Regions from separate parts of the Mus musculus genome. Here all the other regions are linked to region 1. A link is a loop called in an ENCODE intact Hi-C map of the cell type or tissue named here. Cell type or tissue: left cerebral cortex. All regions are shown on one strand.

The links. A loop is a pair of places that touch in the nucleus more often than their neighbours do. Peaks named below come from ENCODE experiments on the same cell type or tissue, not always from the same donor. Only the 100,000 strongest peaks of a DNase experiment are listed, where the experiment ranks them.
Region 2: a loop joins it to region 1, with 2.8 times the contacts of the local background. A loop is called at or near these places in 3 of 42 quality-filtered maps.
Region 3: a loop joins it to region 1, with 3 times the contacts of the local background. A loop is called at or near these places in 3 of 42 quality-filtered maps.

What each region holds. Positions count from the first base shown.
Region 1 is chr8:15,489,523-15,492,022 of GRCm38, reverse strand. No RefSeq gene overlaps it. Among named protein-coding and RNA genes, the nearest start is that of Gm46033, 40 kb to the left of the region's middle. In left cerebral cortex, no CTCF peak of the experiment used is centred here; a DNase peak (open chromatin) is centred at 1,028.
Region 2 is chr8:16,325,311-16,327,810 of GRCm38, reverse strand. All of the region lies in intron 10 of Csmd1 (CUB and Sushi multiple domains 1), which reads left to right. Among named protein-coding and RNA genes, the nearest start is that of Gm16347, 110 kb to the left of the region's middle. In left cerebral cortex, a CTCF peak has its summit at 1,386 (motif pointing right); a DNase peak (open chromatin) is centred at 1,412.
Region 3 is chr8:16,333,207-16,335,706 of GRCm38, reverse strand. The region is part of intron 10 of Csmd1 (CUB and Sushi multiple domains 1); the gene reads left to right. Among named protein-coding and RNA genes, the nearest start is that of Gm16347, 99 kb to the left of the region's middle. In left cerebral cortex, no CTCF peak of the experiment used is centred here; a DNase peak (open chromatin) is centred at 998.

The sequences.
Region 1 (2,500 bases):
TTTCTTGACACCCTGTTTTGGGAGAGTTCTAAATGGATTAGCAGACTGTTATCCCACAAACGGGACGAATTCACACATCTCACTATTATCTACAAGTGTCTGCTTTTTCAGCCATGATTTTTTCTTACATATTAAATATTATTCTGTCTTTTCTCCTCTTTAAATTAATTTGTGAGGATAGGAAGATAGAATACAAAGTAATGAACGACATTATAGCTTGTTCGTGTGTGTCTGTGTGTATGCATGTATATGTGTGTATATGTGTGTGTGTGTGTGTATGTCCATGTGTATATATATATGTGTGTATAAGTGTGTATATGTGTGTATATGTGTGCATGTGTGTATGTGTGTGTGAGTGTATGTGTGAGTGTGTATGTGTATATGTGTGTTTGAGTATGTATGGGTGTGTATGTGTGTGTATGTGTATGAGGGTATGTATGAATATGAATGTGTGTGTATGTGTGTGAGTGTGTGTATATGTGAGCGTGTGTGTATGTGTGTGTGTATATGTGTGCATGTGTATATGTGTATGAGTATATGTGTGTGTGTATGAATGGGTGTGTGAGTGTGTATGTGTGTGAGTGTGTGTATATGTGAGTATGTGTATATGAATGTGTGTGTATATGTGTGTGTATATGAATGTGTGTGTGTGAGTGTGTGTATGTGTGTGAGTGTGTTGTGTGTATGTGTGTGTGTTTTTATGCATCCTTTTCCCACTGCTGTTCCCCTCCCTCCTTTCTAATAGTCCCTCTAATGGTTGAGTTGAGACTCTATCCCATTGGCTCAGGCATTTGAGTACTTGGTCCCTAGCTTGTGGTTTAGGAGGCACAGCTGTAGGAAGTATGTCACTAGGATGGACTCTGAGAACTTTAAGATCTCTAGTGGCTCATACCACTCAGTGTTTACAGTAAAGGATCTGAGTTCTCACCTTCCTGCTCCCACTATCATGTCTCCCAGCTGTGATGGAATCCTACTCCTCTGGAATTGTAAGCTCGAAGAAACCCCGTCTTCTTTAAGCTGCTTTGTTCCTGGTGTTTTCCTACAGCAATAGAAGAGTAGTGAATGCAGTCTGTTTCTTTGCTCCAGATGGATCCACCCACTGTTCCAAGCCTCTGTGTGCACATTCCCCTCTTGCTGATGCTTCTTCCCCCAAGATCTCCTCTTCTCCTTTCAGGGCCCCCTATTGCCGCCCCCCACAAGATGCACATATATAAAAGTTTACATCTATATCCTAAACGTGAGAAGAAATGTTGTGTTTGCCTTTCTGGGCCTGGTTTATTAGGATTATTACAACAAATTACAAAGGATCATTAAATCATAAAATCCAGGGATCATTAGGGAAGACTCTGAAAAATCGAATTGGGAGACACTGGAAAATATGGGCAAAATGGATAAATTATTCCTGGATATATATATATATATATATATATATATATATATACATATATATATATATATATATATATATATATATATGATCAAAGCAGTAATATAAAAATATCACCCTAAAGGAAATAAATCTCATACTGGACAGACTCCCTGCCAGATTCTATGGAGTCTTTAAGGGAGCCCTAACTGAAATACTTCTCAGGCTTTTCCACAAACTAGAAAGGGAAGGAGCATGACCAAACTCAATCTAGGGATCCAGCATTTCCTCCATGCTGAAAGAACACAAGGACTCACACACACAAACACACACATCAAGGGAGGGAAGAAGGGAGGGAGGAGGAAGGAAGGCAGGGAGAGAGAGAGCAGAAGGGGAAGGGAGGAAGGGAGGAAGGGAAGAATGGAGGAAGGAAGGGAAGGAGGGAGGGAAAGAGAGAAAGGGGGGAGGAAGGGAGGAAAGGAGGGAGGGAAAGAGAGGGATCAGTTTTCTGATGGATAAGGGCACACATTTTCTTAATAAATACTTATAAAACTAATTCAAGAACACATGTAAAAGATGATACACCAAGACCAAGCTGAATTCATTACATGGAGAAAAGTGCTGCACCAAACAAATCAATAAATACAACGCAAAGCCATAAATAGGATCATGGTAAAAAGAAATTCCAAAATTATCTCAATAGAAGCAAAATGGGGCTTTGCAGAGATCAACATACCTTGATAAAAGCCACCAAAGAAGCTAGGAATATAAGGAACATATTGTAATATATTAAAGCTGTATGTGACAAAGATATAACCAACATTATACTTAATATGGAAAAACTAAGATTTCTACCCAAATCATGAGTGTGGTGAAGGTACCCTTTCTCGCTGGTCTTACTCAATAGAGTGCTCAACAGTTAGTTAGAGACAGGAGAAAGAAATACAGATGATTTTAAAAAATCAGGAAGAAGTCAAATTATTCCTACTTTCAGATGGTGCAGCCCTATACTTAGAAGACTTTAAAAACTCTACCAGAAAGCTTTTAAATCTAATAAACACTTTCAACAATCTAGGCTACAAAACCAACAAGAAGACACCATTAGCTTTTCCATATCAATAACAAACTTGCTAA
Region 2 (2,500 bases), 840 kb before region 1:
CCCGAACTCTGCTATCATCCACAGATGTAAAAGAAGACGTTTTGATTCACCTAACCTAGTGCAGCCCCGCTTTTCTTACATATTTTTGACCCTGGACTTGTGTGGACTGGAACACACACATACACGCCACATCATGGTCAGGGTCTGGTGAGTGCAGATACAAACCTAGAGACAGACGATGTCTGTAGTTTGGTTCTTACCTAATACCACCAGAAGAAATACTGGGGAGCTAGCACCTGACTTAGCCATAATCCTCCTCTAAGGATGAGGCTGGGAGCTAACTACTCATGGGATATGGCTTCTGGATGCCCTTCTAGTTCTGAGGACAAGATAAATGAGGACCCTGAGGCCAGAAGAGCTGGACATGCTTCGGGGAGACAATATCAATTCACCTATCTTGTCATTGACATGGATAGGGAATGGGGTGGAGTCCGGGAGCCCAGGGCAGTGAATTGGTGAGGAAGGAAGGAAGGAAGGAAGGAAGGAAGGAAGGAAGGAAGGAAGGAAGGAAGGAAGGAAGGAAGGAAGGAAGGAAGAAGCACTTTTAGATATTTCTGCTTGGATTGAGGTGAATGGATTTTATCCTAACTTCATTGAGATATTATGATGGCAATTTAGAGAGAGGCTCGATAACAATAGAAAGTAAACTACAAAAGATCAGCTCAGCCACCCCAGACATGGAGGCTCCAGCATGCTCCTGTAGGAAAGCTGCTTGCTGTGCCTCTAAAAGGAAAAAGGAAAACAGTGAACATGGTGAAAAATAGATTCAATAGAGTAATATTCATTCAAACACACCCAAAAATAATAAAGAGAGTATCTATTATGGAATATGGGAGAGGCAGTATTAAGTTGACTTTTAGAAGTTTTTATTAAATCTGTAACACCTGATTGCATGCATGCTGAAGCAACATACTTTTACATGGGGTTATGTTCTTTATTTCTAAACTCCCAGTTGCAGCTATTAAAACCTTTTCGTTGTTGATAGTATGTGAAGTGACATAATTTGTGAAATGCTAAGCACTACAAACCAATCAAAATTTATGATAAATAAATGAGGCTATGTAATCCAACCAGAGAACATGCAGGTGCCATGGATAAATACTGAGGACAGTGGGGTTCTCTAGAGCAAACTGGCTGATATCTGTGTTGTGCTTAAATGACTAAAACTAGTATGGCTCATGTATATATGAGCCAGCATCTTAAATACCTAAGAATTTTGACTATTATCTAAAATATTATGTACATTCTATTGCAGAACACAAGGGCCATAATATTTATTTTTATTAAATGATATTTTATGAGTCGTGAAACACTCCCAGTGAATGGGGAAATCCTGTGAACAGTGAAGGATCATGAACCAGAAACATTCACTCTGTGACTAACTTCCAACCACTGCCACTAGATGGTGGTGGCAGTTCACACTTATAAAGCACATACCTCATTCAAACTAGGCCACCATGTCTCAGTTTCTACCAGGAGCCAGGATCCTACTTCACGCTAATGCTGATCCCCAAAGAGACCCTGCTTTGAGGTCATGTAGATGTTTACTGACAGGTAGGTTTGGCCAACTCATAGTGGCCAAAAATGCACCTGTGATCATAGATCCTGCCATGTTGGCAAATAGTGCTTGCCAATAAACCCAAGTCTATTGAGAAAGAAAGAAAAGCCAAGAGGCTCATGTGTCAGCCATGCTACATGTTCCCACCTTTCCTCTGGCTCCAGTTTCTTCCTTTAGTGACTCAGGACAATGTATTGTAGATGCTTAGTACATCCCAAAGTATGAAAAACTATACCCATAACTTTATGTCTGTCTTTGTGCAGGTATCCCAGCCTTGTTTCACTAGACTTTAGACTCCTGTGTTTTAAGGAGTCTATTGGTAAATTTAGGAAAAGGGGGAGCATTTCTTGAAGAGTGAACCCCCTCACATATACATACATAAAAATACACACAAAATATTGCTAGTAGATCTATCTTGAAGGCGTCATGAAATTCCAGGCAGAGGCTTAAAGTCAGTGTATGGAATGTGAAGGTGCTAGGCATTAGCAGTGAGAAGTTTGTGTAAACTCTTCTACCTGGAAAGGCATCTGCGACAGGAACTGCTTCTGCAGAAGCAGATGCCAGCTGGACCCCAGCAGAATGGTCTTTACAGACGATGGCTTTGGATTAAACCTTGGAAGGGCAGGATCATGTTTCAAGGTTTGAAAGGTTTCTATCTTCTGGTTCACAAAGTCAAACCCACCATCCCCAGAGTTTAGAGATGTAGAAGGCAGTCCATTCTGTAGTACAGTTTACCCAAGGCAGAGATGGAGGCAGAGCAAGGTTAGCCAGGATGAATACAAAAGGGAATTCCTCTCAAAGAAACCATCTTCAAAGTAACAGGAACAATGCAAGGTGCGAAAATGTGTTTTGTGGCATTTATTATCATGTTAAAGCTGAAGGAACAAGATATTGATGAGTGAAGAAATTATGGCCGAATGTAGAATTTGGAGACAAAGAGAT
Region 3 (2,500 bases), 840 kb before region 1:
TTTTATAGAGTTTAGCAAGACATAACACCCAACTGAATTTGCATGGATTAAAAGCTTGCTTCCTGGTTCATAGGTAGTTTTCTAGCTGTGTTACAGAAGAGGTTGGGATGGTCTCTTGGGTTCCTGTTACGGGGACTCATTCTATTCATAAAGGCTCAATGCGGCAGCTCAATCACCTCTCAAAGATCCCACTTCCCAGTGCCATCAAATGGATGATAAGATTTCACATTCGATACGATATGAATGTGAAAAGAGAGGATTATAAAAATGGTATTTTTGTGTATAATCAGATAAAGGTCAACTTCATACAGTTTGTTTGTTTCTTATTGTGACCCAACAGATAACACTTCTTAGGGGCCCTCAATAAGACAAAAAAACATGTTATTAAATGACATTTTAAATCACAACAATGTCTAAAACCAAATTTGACTTCCATTCTCAGGGATGGAAATACTAAGGTCCAATAAACGCTATTGAATATGTGACTGTCCCAAGGACCAAGGATCCATTGTAGAGTTTGTTATTCTGTGAGGATGTTAGAGAATGGAGAGCCATAACTAAAAGAGGATCTTATTCTTCTAAGATATGAGCATAACTTTCTCCAAGTCACCAATCCTATAATTTTAATATTATTTATGTCATAAAATTGACAAGAATATTTTCCTAATATGTTTCCAAATAATCAACTCATTATTTTCATAATGAATGTAGACTGCGTGACACATCCAAAGTGCACTTGCCGCTATGGAAGCTCAGTTGTACATAGTATTCTACACAATGTTGCTCTCTTCATAGTAACTGACTGTGCAGGTAGCTGCTCTCTACTTTTGACAGACCCTGGTATCCTGTATTTCCCAACAACACATAGATTTACAATGGAGGGCGCTCTGCACAATGGATATGGGTTCTGTTCAGTGCAGCAGTCCCCTGAGAGATATCTCAGAAACATCTGAGACACCTCATTACTAAGCTAGTAATTGTTTTTGTGTGTTTCCCCCACTGAATGGTGAAGTGGTGGGTGGCTGTCAACTAAGCTCAGAAGCCCTTGGCAGGATGGGAGAAGGGAGAAATGTATTTTTACATTGCTGGCACCAATCTGAGGTCAGACACTGAGCACTGACTTGGAACTGAAAAGCTGGCTGTGACAAGTGTCACCAAGTGTAAGCTTATAGTTACCCTTCAGAGAAGTAAAATTATTATTTTGATTTTTGACAGAAGATATACAGGGTACCCACTTTTGCAGATCTGTGGTCACTAGAATATCTAAAGTCTTTCCTATCTGTAATAGGACTTTTCTAGTAGGAGGGAAGTGGTCTTTGTTTTCTGATTGTTTGTTTGTTTTAAGTAAAATTTCATTTTTAATTCTTTTTTATTAGATATTTTCTGCATTTACACTTTAAATTCTATCCTCTTTCCTGGCTTCCCCTCCAAACCACCCACCAGCTCCCCCCTTCCCCTGCTCACCAACCCACCAACTCCAGCTTCCTGGCCTTAGCTGAATGAAGGAGCTAGTTGCTGAAGGGGTTTGCAACCCCATAGGAGAAACAATAATATGAACTAACCAGTACCTCCAGAGCTCCGTGGGACTAAACCACCAACCAATGGTGGGACTCATGGTTCTAGCTGCACATGTAGCAGAGGATGGCCTAGTCGGTCATCAGTGAGGGAAGAGCCCTCGATCTTGTGGAGGTCTTTGTTTTAATTGAGAGTTGTCAATAAATGATAAAACCAATCATCTAACATACACCCATGCAAACATGTCTACCTCCCCACATAACAAAGGTGTTCTTTTTAAAAACATTTCTTGTTTGTGAACCCAGTTAGGAATTTGATACTGCAAATAGTCCCTGTGTCTGTGTCACTGGGTGTCATGAGCACCATCAGGAATTATGTGCATGTATTGAATAGTACAGATTAAAATCTAGAATGTTGCTATATTGATAGCTGTGCTATGGATTAAGTGTTGTGAGCCTGGGTGGGATTCAACTGAAGTGCCAACATTCTCTCATTTAACATCAGAGGAATGCATCCTATCAAATGTTTGCTTTATGCCGGCTCTCAGAAAGTCATGTGTGGCTACATGGAGAGTCCAATGTATTGTGATTCAATGGTCAACCCTAAGTATTCCCTGGAGAGATACCAGATACTGCTAGCTATAACTATAGGATTGAGGTTTGAATGTTCTCCGTGTTGAAGGCTTTACCCTCAAAGCAAAGTTCAGAAGACAGATTTAGTGATGAATTATGACCACAAGGACCTACTCTATGAGTTAATCCTTGGATGAATTCCTTATTCAATGGACTGTTGGGAGGTGGTGAGAAATGGAAGTCAAGACTTGATTGGAGGAAGCAAGTCTTTGGGATGTACACTGGCAGGGTATCCGTTATCCCCACCATTTTCTCTCTGTCCTTCTCTCTGATCCCTGTCTGCTGTGAGGTGAACAGATGCCCATGCCACATGCTTCTGCAGTGGTAGAGTCAGATGACCATGTGCCGAAGCC